Linked DNA regions of Homo sapiens: region 1 is linked to region 2. Evidence: read pairs that join two places in POLR2A ChIA-PET (ENCODE). Cell type or tissue: HepG2. All regions are shown on one strand. Each heading gives the region's core, and the rest is flanking DNA. Links, peaks and the distances in the headings are about the cores only. Region 1 has its middle 64 kb from the start of MKKS. Region 2 overlaps SLX4IP (SLX4 interacting protein).

Region 1 (4,398 bases), core at 299-4,298, 200 kb before region 2:
GTAATCAAGAATTTTCTTCTATAATGGAGATAAACTTGTTCAGCTGCTGGAGGGATTGGGGTTAAATTTAAGCAATAGTCTTATGGCCATAAGAGTGGTTAAACACAAATAATTTCTCCCAAAGACTGTGTTAGGTTGAGAGATCAAAATCAATCAATATTTAACCTAGAGTTCAAACTTAAAAGTCAATTTCTAGCTGTCTACAGGACTCTGACCCTCACACATCAGATCTTTTTCCTAGTGGTAAAGTAAGGGGGTGGATGGGGAATGCAACTCAACACACTGGGGAGAGGCGTCATCAGGTCAGAAAGAAGAGAAAATAAAATATTAGTCTTTTGGCAAATTTTAGGTTTTTTGTTTTTTTTTTAGCCGGATTTTCCTCTCGTTACCCAGGCTGGAGTGCAATGGCACAATCTCGGCTCACCGCAAACTCCGCCTCCTGGGCTCAAATGATTCTCCTGCCTCAGCCTCCCAAGTAGCTGGTATTACAGACGTGCGCCACCACACCCAGCTAATTTTGTATTTTTAGTAGAGACGGGGTTTCTCCATGTTTGTCAGGCTGGTCTCAAACTCCCAGCCTCAGGTAATCTGCCCACCTCAGCCTCCCAAAGTGCTGAGATTACAGGCGTGAGCCACCATGCCCAGCCTTGGCAAACTTGATGTGTCTGAAGCAGGTGATAAGAACTTAGTTCCAGGAATGGGTTTGGTGTGGATTTCATAAAAGACTGGGTTTTTCAGAGGGATGGTACCCATTTACCTCCTACTTAGAAGGCTCCTCATCAGCATCAGCTGGTTAGAGACAGCGAATAAAACACAACTTTCAGTTACAGTATTTTCTAGGGCAGCGTGTCTCAGACTTACCGGTACACACAAATCACCAGGGCATCTTGTTAAAATGCAGATTCCAGTTCCTTAGGTTGGGTTGGGATTGAGATCCAGCATTTCTAACCAGCTGCCAGGTCCTTCTGTTGCAAGGTCAGGGCTTTTTAAACTTCAACTTGCGTATCCTGCAGGGCTAGTTAAACACAGCCCCACCCTCAGAGGGTCTGATTTTGAAAGCCTGGAGTGGGCCTGAGAGCCTGTGAATTCCTCCCAAGTAATGCGGCTGATGCAGGACCACATTTTCAGTGTTTTCAAGAAAAAATTAAATAAAACAAGCATGCCATTCTTTCAGGAGTATTATTTATTTTTATTTTTATTTATATATAATTATTGTACATATTTCAGATCTATCATTAATATCTGAATATTCATTTTTGAATAGAGGTAAGCATCTAGATCATTTAGATATAACCTGGTGTGAAAAATCTCCTTGTAACCTTTATATGTTAAAATGCTATCAGTAAGTTGGAGTATAAATATATATTCATTATTGTAGGAGTTTAAAGTGCTACTATAATTAGTGATTGTGAAAGCTGAGGATTTTACCTACAAAATCAATAATTTAAAGCTTTCAAGTAGTTAAGTCAAGCAAGATCAGCAGCTAATAGAAATCTAGTAAAAGAGAATGTCTTGGCCAGGTGTGGTGGCATGCACCTGTAGCCCCAGCTACTCAGAAGGCTGAAGCAGGAGGATTACGTGAGCCCAGGAGTTCCAGGTTGCACTGAGCTGTGATGGTGCCACTGCACTCCAGCCCGGGCAATGGGGCAAGACCCTGTCTCTACAAAATAAAGTTACAAAGAGAGAATGCCTCTACTAGATAACTTTAGGAACACTCCATCCTTTTTGAACCAACAAATGTTTACACAATTTTAAATAAGAATGGAAGGCAGAATAAAAGGATTATATGTAAAACATATTTGAAATCTTTGCAGAATTATTAGATTATTATTCATGACATTAAAATAACCTTTAAAAACTGTATTTTTATTTCATGATTAAATTCCATTCCACCTATGAGTTTTAAAAGAGAACAGTCTACCCCGGAAGTTCCTTCTAAGTTGGTGATAGTTGGCTTCAGTCTGATATTTATTTAAACACTAGGCCAGTTAGCATTCAACCGAAATGAGTTTTGGCACACTTCCAGCACGAATCTTAAGAAATGAATCAGCGGAGCTCCCAAGATCATGGGTCAGACAATGCCCTTCCACCCCACTGGAGAAGCCCCAACCTCCCTGCCCAGCTCCCCTGCTTGGCACTCTTGTGGAATCTTGTGGAAAGTTAAACCAGTCTGTTGATTTCCTTTCTTGTGAAAGTTGGGTGAGGTTAGGGTTGCCAGATTAAATACAGGATGTTCAGTTAAATTTGAATTTCAGATTAACAATACATTATTTTTCAGCGTCTGTTCCAAATATACGGGACAAAAGAAGGCTTCCCCTCCGTGTGCCTTCCAAAGGTTTGCTGAAAATTAGCTGGCAATAGGCAGATTAGTAGGAGAATAAGACATACAAACTTATTTAACATGCATAAGCACAGGGGAATTCTGGAGGATGATTACTCAAATAACCCAGTGAGGTCCAGATGCATATATGCCCGTCTTCATAGGGGAAGAGGAGATGGGGATATAGGAGTGAATAATTTTTAGTGCGGAATGAATGGACCTGGGTGGCAGGCAGTATCTTGTAAATGATTCTCTTTGGAAATTGATTGGGACCTGAGAACAAACAATGGTTTGGGACAAAGTTTGCCTGGGCTCTAGACATGGTGTTTAATGTTCAGTCTCTTTCTCTGTGATATGAGTTTATCTCTTCTCTGGTTGATGAATTTCAGGGAAGAAATCAAAGGCAATTGTGCAATTTTTTGGTATGTCTGGTTTCTAGGCAGATAAGGGAATTTCAGAGAATAACCTCATCTTGTGCTTTGTGAGAAGTGTTGAGAGACAGGATCGGGGTGGTTGGTGAGATCAGAGAGATATTGAGGCTGCTTCCTTTGTTCTGCACGCCAAAGAGCCATATTTAGGGGTGTTGTTTTATGAACCCCAACATATCCAACATGTGGAACATTCCTGTATTTTTATTTGCTATATTTGGCAACATTAGGCGAGGTACCAGCTGCAGGAAAATTATCATAAGATATTGTCTCTGAAACTCAACATTTCTTCCCTTGTAACATCAAATGGGAGACATGAAGAGGAGAATGATAGTTTCTTTAAATTTATAAGGTATGGTATAAAAGCAATTTGCCAAGGGCTCCATTTTTTAGTGTAAATTTCATCTAGTCTTTAAAACACTGGTTAAAAACTGAGGAAATCTTAGTTCCAGTCCCACTTCCACCATAGACTGGGTTTGACACGTTGAGATAATTATTGATCTTGTTTCATGGCTCTAAGACACCAATGCTTATCAAATAAACCATTTAAAAAATGCCACCAGGAGAGAAAAAATGCTGCCAATTAAACTATGACACAATACTAAAACACCATTGATGTGTGAAGATACATCTTTATTTCAGAGATATTAAAATGTGAGGGAAAAAATGAGCATCTTGGAATTCACAAAGCATGATATTTTGACTTGCTTCACTTATATAATGAAGATAATTATCATTTTCCCTACCAAATACATATAAAGATTAGACCAAGAAATTAATAATCAGCTTTTGTTTCACAGTCTAGTTTTGAATTGCATGACAGGGAACTTTAGTTTCCAATATAGAAAGTTTTCCAGTGACTGAACCTGTAGAAGTAGCATAAAGAAAAGTGAAAATGTCTTATAGTTTGTTTGAAAGATTTTTTTCAGTTGTAGGTCAAAATTATCTGAGTCTTTTGATCCACTAGTGTAGAATCATCTTTATGGTTAGAGACAAATGTCATTTAAACAGGAAGCAGCTGAATGCAAGAGTTTGTGTCATCTGCCTGCTCATCTATCCTTTGATCTGTTGATCCATTGACCCACTGATCCATCTACCCATCCCTTATTCATTCCTACCTCCATCTTCTATTTATCCATCCATCCATTTATTCATTGAATAATCCACCCAACATTTATTAAATTTCTATTCCATGCCAGATAGATAAAATTTGAGAACACAGAGATTAAATAGTTCTTGCATTCAAGGAGGTGCCAATTTTTTAAAAAAGTACTGAAATCCTCTACTTACTAAGAGGTCAGATCTTTTTGCATCCAAAAATCTCAGGAAAATAGCTTACACCTTCTCTTATGTGGACTACTCCCTTTCTCTGGTCAGGACTCAGAACACAGTATTACAAAGTATTGTGATACTTTTTGGAACACTGAGTATTTTTGAGCTGAAGGAGATAGGAAGGACCTCAGAAGCTAGAAGGTTTCCCTGATCTTCTCCCCCCATCCTGTCTCTCACCCCTTTTTCTTCCCCAAAGCAAGCCATAAGACCTTATGACCTACCTTTCCTGAAAGTAGATCATAATACTCTCATATGACAGATGTCCTGGGGAAAGGAATGCTACACAGAGAGACCAAGAAGAAGCTGAACAAAGAGACT
Region 2 (4,398 bases), core at 223-4,222:
TTTGGATGAATGTGGATTGTTTATGCTTTTGTGTAAATTGGATATCTTCTCTCATTTGCATGAGTTCCTTACCTTTTGTTACATTTCCAGATCCATATATTGGAATATGCCTCAACTTGGGTATATATACTTAATATACAACCCTGGATAAGCTGAAGTCTCTAGGCTGGTGACTTTGCTCATTGCTATAATAATATTAATATTTTTTATGCTTTGAGATTTCTTTATAAACAATTTGCATAAATGACTTGGAGGCTGTTTTTCCAATTATATGATATAAAGGAGTATGAAAATTACTCACAAACTTGGTCAAAGAACAGCATAGTACAGACATTGCCAATAGCCTCATTGTTTTTAAGAGTTACTGAAAATTTATTTCAGTATCAGTAAAAATTAATGGTATAAGGCTTTTTAAAGACTTGACTGTCAATTCCCATCAATTCTGCCTCACTAATGTTTTTTCCTCTTAACCTTGCCAATATTGGGTATTACCAGTGTTTTTAATTTTTGCCAGACTGACAGTCCAAAAATCAAAAAAGGAGATATTGTGCTTTTTGATTTTTATTTATCTGTGTGTTTTTATGTGTTTACTGACAGAACTGCATATTTATAGTTTAGGTTTGTGGTTTTTGCCTTTTCCCTCCTAATTTTTTTTTTCCTTTTGTCACTCCCTTGGTCGAGGCCCGTCTTGATCAGCTCTTAAATTAATGCCACAGCCTGTGATTTTCCTCTTAATTCATCCACACCTCTGCTGCCAGAGTGGCCTTTTGAAGGCAAAAATGTGATAGCTCCCAGCTTGAAACCCTCTGTGGTCAGGAACCTTAGTTGCCTGACATTCTTTATTTCACTTTTTCTCTGCTTGAGACTAGCCAGAGTGGGTCTGGCTCTTAAGCAGAGAAGAAGTTGATTAAAGATATTAGATAGCTCATAGGATCTCGGGGAGTGCTGGAGAGCCCTGTTGTGAAGCTACGCAAAACAGCCTCAGCCATGAGTCGGGGACAGCTTTGAGACATGCTCCCTGTGATGCTTAGGACCACGTATCAGAAGCTTTGCCGAGCCTCATCCTCTGCCCCACCCTGCAGAGACTGACTGCCCGGCCTGTGGCCACAGCCTTGTGCTGTTTTTTCCCTTTTGAGTCCACCACAAGGCAAAACTAGATTTCATGGTTGTCTCCTAGTTACAAGTGAGTCAGGGGAGGCAAAATGTTTGGCTTTTACCTTGGGAAAGTGACACTTATAAAATGTGGAAAGTCATCAAAACATAGGATGATGGTCAACAATTTTGAGTGGGTGGACACAAGTTACAAATATCCACTAATAACTTTCCTCTTGGCTTCCTTCTTCCATGAGCTTCTAATCAGTAACAACAAGCTATTGCCTAACAGCCTGACTTTCCCAACTACAAAGGAAATGTGCTCACCACATATCCTTCAAAAGAGATGACCCAGAGTCTCAAGTCCCAGCTCCAAGTCCAGGACTTCTAAGTGATGTTTACTCCCCTTCTAGTTCATTCCCAGCCCATATTTGTTAACTTTTCAACTAAATAATGAAGTGAACTACTGCCAACAAACCTTAAATAAAATAGTAGGGAAACAGCCAAAAAAGTAACTGATGTATAAATAAATACATGATGCAGCAAAGGACAGTGAGGTAGGTAGATGCTACCATTCTAATTTCTGTAACTGTGAAATAAGTAGTTGATGTTTGTATCTTCCCTCCTCTATTTATTTTGTATTCCCTGTGTTCTTCGCCTGTAACTCATCTGATTAGCATTCTTTACCTTCATTCCCCCAGGATTTGAGCTGCCAGTGGTCCTGCCTTGATGAGATTGCCATTGTTTTAGTTAACTTTTAGCACTGGGTATGTTTCACCAGGTAGAACTGATTACATTTTTTTTTTTTTTTTTTTTTTTTTTTTGTCTATATACCTCTCTCCCTCCATTCATCTCATCATGAGCCAGCATTTCAACTCCCCTTTGGCCTGTTTGTATATTGCCATAAAGAGCCTGAAACAGTCACATGGTACTTTGAACTTTCAGCCCGATTCATTGTTATCATCTGTGTTATAATCATCCTTTGAGTACTAAGGAAGCAGAGTCATGGGGATGGAACGTAAACGTTTGCTGAGGTGGTCACCTCGCTTTTCCAGTCCTTCGTTCCAGGAACCATGTATCTGGCCAAGGTAGCACATGTTCTGCTGGTCGGAGCCTATATTGCATCCCTTAGGACCTTACTCCAGTTCTACAAGGTCCTGCCTCATAATTTGCATCACAACTGAGTTTTCAATAGACCTTTCCACCATTGAGTAAGGCCAGCTGCAGTTGAGCTGTGCTTGATTGTTTGTAAGACCATTGAATTTTACAAGCCTACTGTCTTATTTTGTTTCCTGTAAAATGAGCTGCTTTGTCAGAATCGCAGTGGTGGTGATGGCAAGTGAGGCCTTCCTGAAGTCTGTGGATGATGTGGCTGGCAGAAACATGGCAGACATACAGGGCACATCCAAATCCAGAAGAAAGCTCCATTTTAGTGAAGATAAGGCATTGGCTCCTCTGTGATGAAAGAGGTCAAATGTCATCTACCCACCATCACTGGCCTATCTCCCTATGAAATGAGAGTTGGTGGCAAGGCTCAGATTAATTGCTATTGCTGGCAAATTGGGCATTTGGCAGAGCTCAGTCTTGGGTAGGTTAAGTCTGTGTTGAGCCCTAGCAGAACATTCATCCATGCCTCCATGGCCACATTGCTTATGAGCCCTTTGAGCAGGTACTTTGGCAGCTAGGGAAAGAGGCCAGCCAGCATCCATGGGGTATGTCACCTTGTCTTACTCATTATAAGAACCTCTCCTGAATGGGGCTTGCTGTGGTGTGAAGTATCCCCCAAAATTCACACATTGGAAATGGTCCCCAATGCAATAGTGTTAGAAGGTGGGGAAAGTATTTGCATATGAAGGCAGAGCCTTCATAAATAGTTTAATGTTGTTTTAAAAGGGCTTGATGGAGGCCTTTTTGCCCTTCCTCCTTCTGCCGTGTGAGGATACAGCATTCCTTCCCTCTGGAGGACTCAGTGTTCAAGGCACCATCTTGGAAACAGAGATCAGACTCTCGCCAGACCTGCTGGTGCCTGGTGCCTTGATCTTGGACTTCTCATCCTCCACAACTGTGAGGACGTAAATTTCTATTCTTTATTCTAGTTTGTGGTATTTTGTTTTAGCAACACAATAGACTAAGACAGGGCTCTTTGGAGAACTTTCACAAAATGTATAAATATTCTCACACTCTATATAACTTTTCCCCAAATATTTATGTCACCAGTTCTTGATGACCCTCTCTTCAAACTATTAACCACTGCCAGTGAATCAGTATATATTTGTTTCTCAGGCCATCTCTCCTTATAGGCCACATAGACCCAAAATATACCACTCAACAGTCTGCTCACTGGACAGATTTTTCTTTTCCACCCTGAGTGAGGTTATATCATCACATTCATTCACTTCTGGCTAGTACCATCCCATTGGGCAGTGCCACTGATTAGGCACAAATTTTTATCTGTTCATAACTGGCGAGTGAAGCTATTGCCTTTTCAGGTCTCTCATAGTGGTCAGAGAAACACACAGACATACTCATTGATGTTTGTGCCTATTTCTTAGTAGTAAGGGGTACAAGGTGTAAAAAACTTGACTTTCCTTTTAGATGAGCTTTTTCCTGTGCACCAGGCCATTGTACATTCAGAAACTGTATTTTGAAAGGCTTTATCTGTCACCATCTGACATGCCTGTGTCTTAGCATGACAGCTAGAATACACGCCACCTTGTGCTGTGTAAGTCCTATCATAATGCCTTTGGTGTGGTAGACCAGAACAATGTCCTGCAAGATAGTGAGATAATGAAGTTCCCTGTAGATTCAGTAGTGTCACTGAAGCAGAATGTCAACAGAGCAATGAGGCAAAACAGTGAAGCTGCGTGACTTTCTCTGCCAGTAGATAGAAACCTGCTTCTGTGTTCGCTGTTCACTGAGATAGAAAAAAACAGATTTTGCTGCCTCTGTAGTACTGATGCTAGGTGCTGTAGTTCTCCAGCTGAGAGATCGCCTCTGGAAGAATCTCTGGCTAATTAAACTTATATTAACCTTCCATCATTCTGTAAGACTCATCTGTGTTCTGCTTTACCAAAGAGGAAAGTGAGATAAGACCATATGAAAGATGCTCATGGATGTTTCAGGTTTCTCATGGCGGCAGATCTCTTTGATCTCCTAGGGATTAATACTGATTTTAGTTTACAATTTTGGTGGGATGGGAGAAGTTCCAGAAACTTTCACCTAGCCCATAATTACTGTAATAGTTCTCACTCCCTGAAACATGAATTCCAACTGTGGATTCTGTCAGTTGCAGAATAAACCTATCCC

The links. Peaks named below come from ENCODE experiments on the same cell type or tissue, not always from the same donor. Only the 100,000 strongest peaks of a DNase experiment are listed, where the experiment ranks them.
Region 1: POLR2A ChIA-PET joins it to region 2 with 7 read pairs; 2 of 35 experiments call an interaction of 5 or more read pairs at or near these places.

Annotation. Positions count from the first base shown.
Region 1 is chr20:10,367,854-10,372,251 of GRCh38, forward strand. No RefSeq gene overlaps it. Among named protein-coding and RNA genes, the nearest start is that of MKKS, 64 kb to the right of the region's middle. In HepG2, for the core only: no CTCF peak of the experiment used is centred there; DNase peaks (open chromatin) are centred at 984 and 2,698; H3K4me3 peaks cover 1,822 bases.
Region 2 is chr20:10,564,396-10,568,793 of GRCh38, forward strand. The region is part of intron 4 of SLX4IP (SLX4 interacting protein); the gene reads left to right. Among named protein-coding and RNA genes, the nearest start is that of MIR6870, 83 kb to the right of the region's middle. In HepG2, for the core only: no CTCF peak of the experiment used is centred there; DNase peaks (open chromatin) are centred at 1,416, 2,046 and 3,856.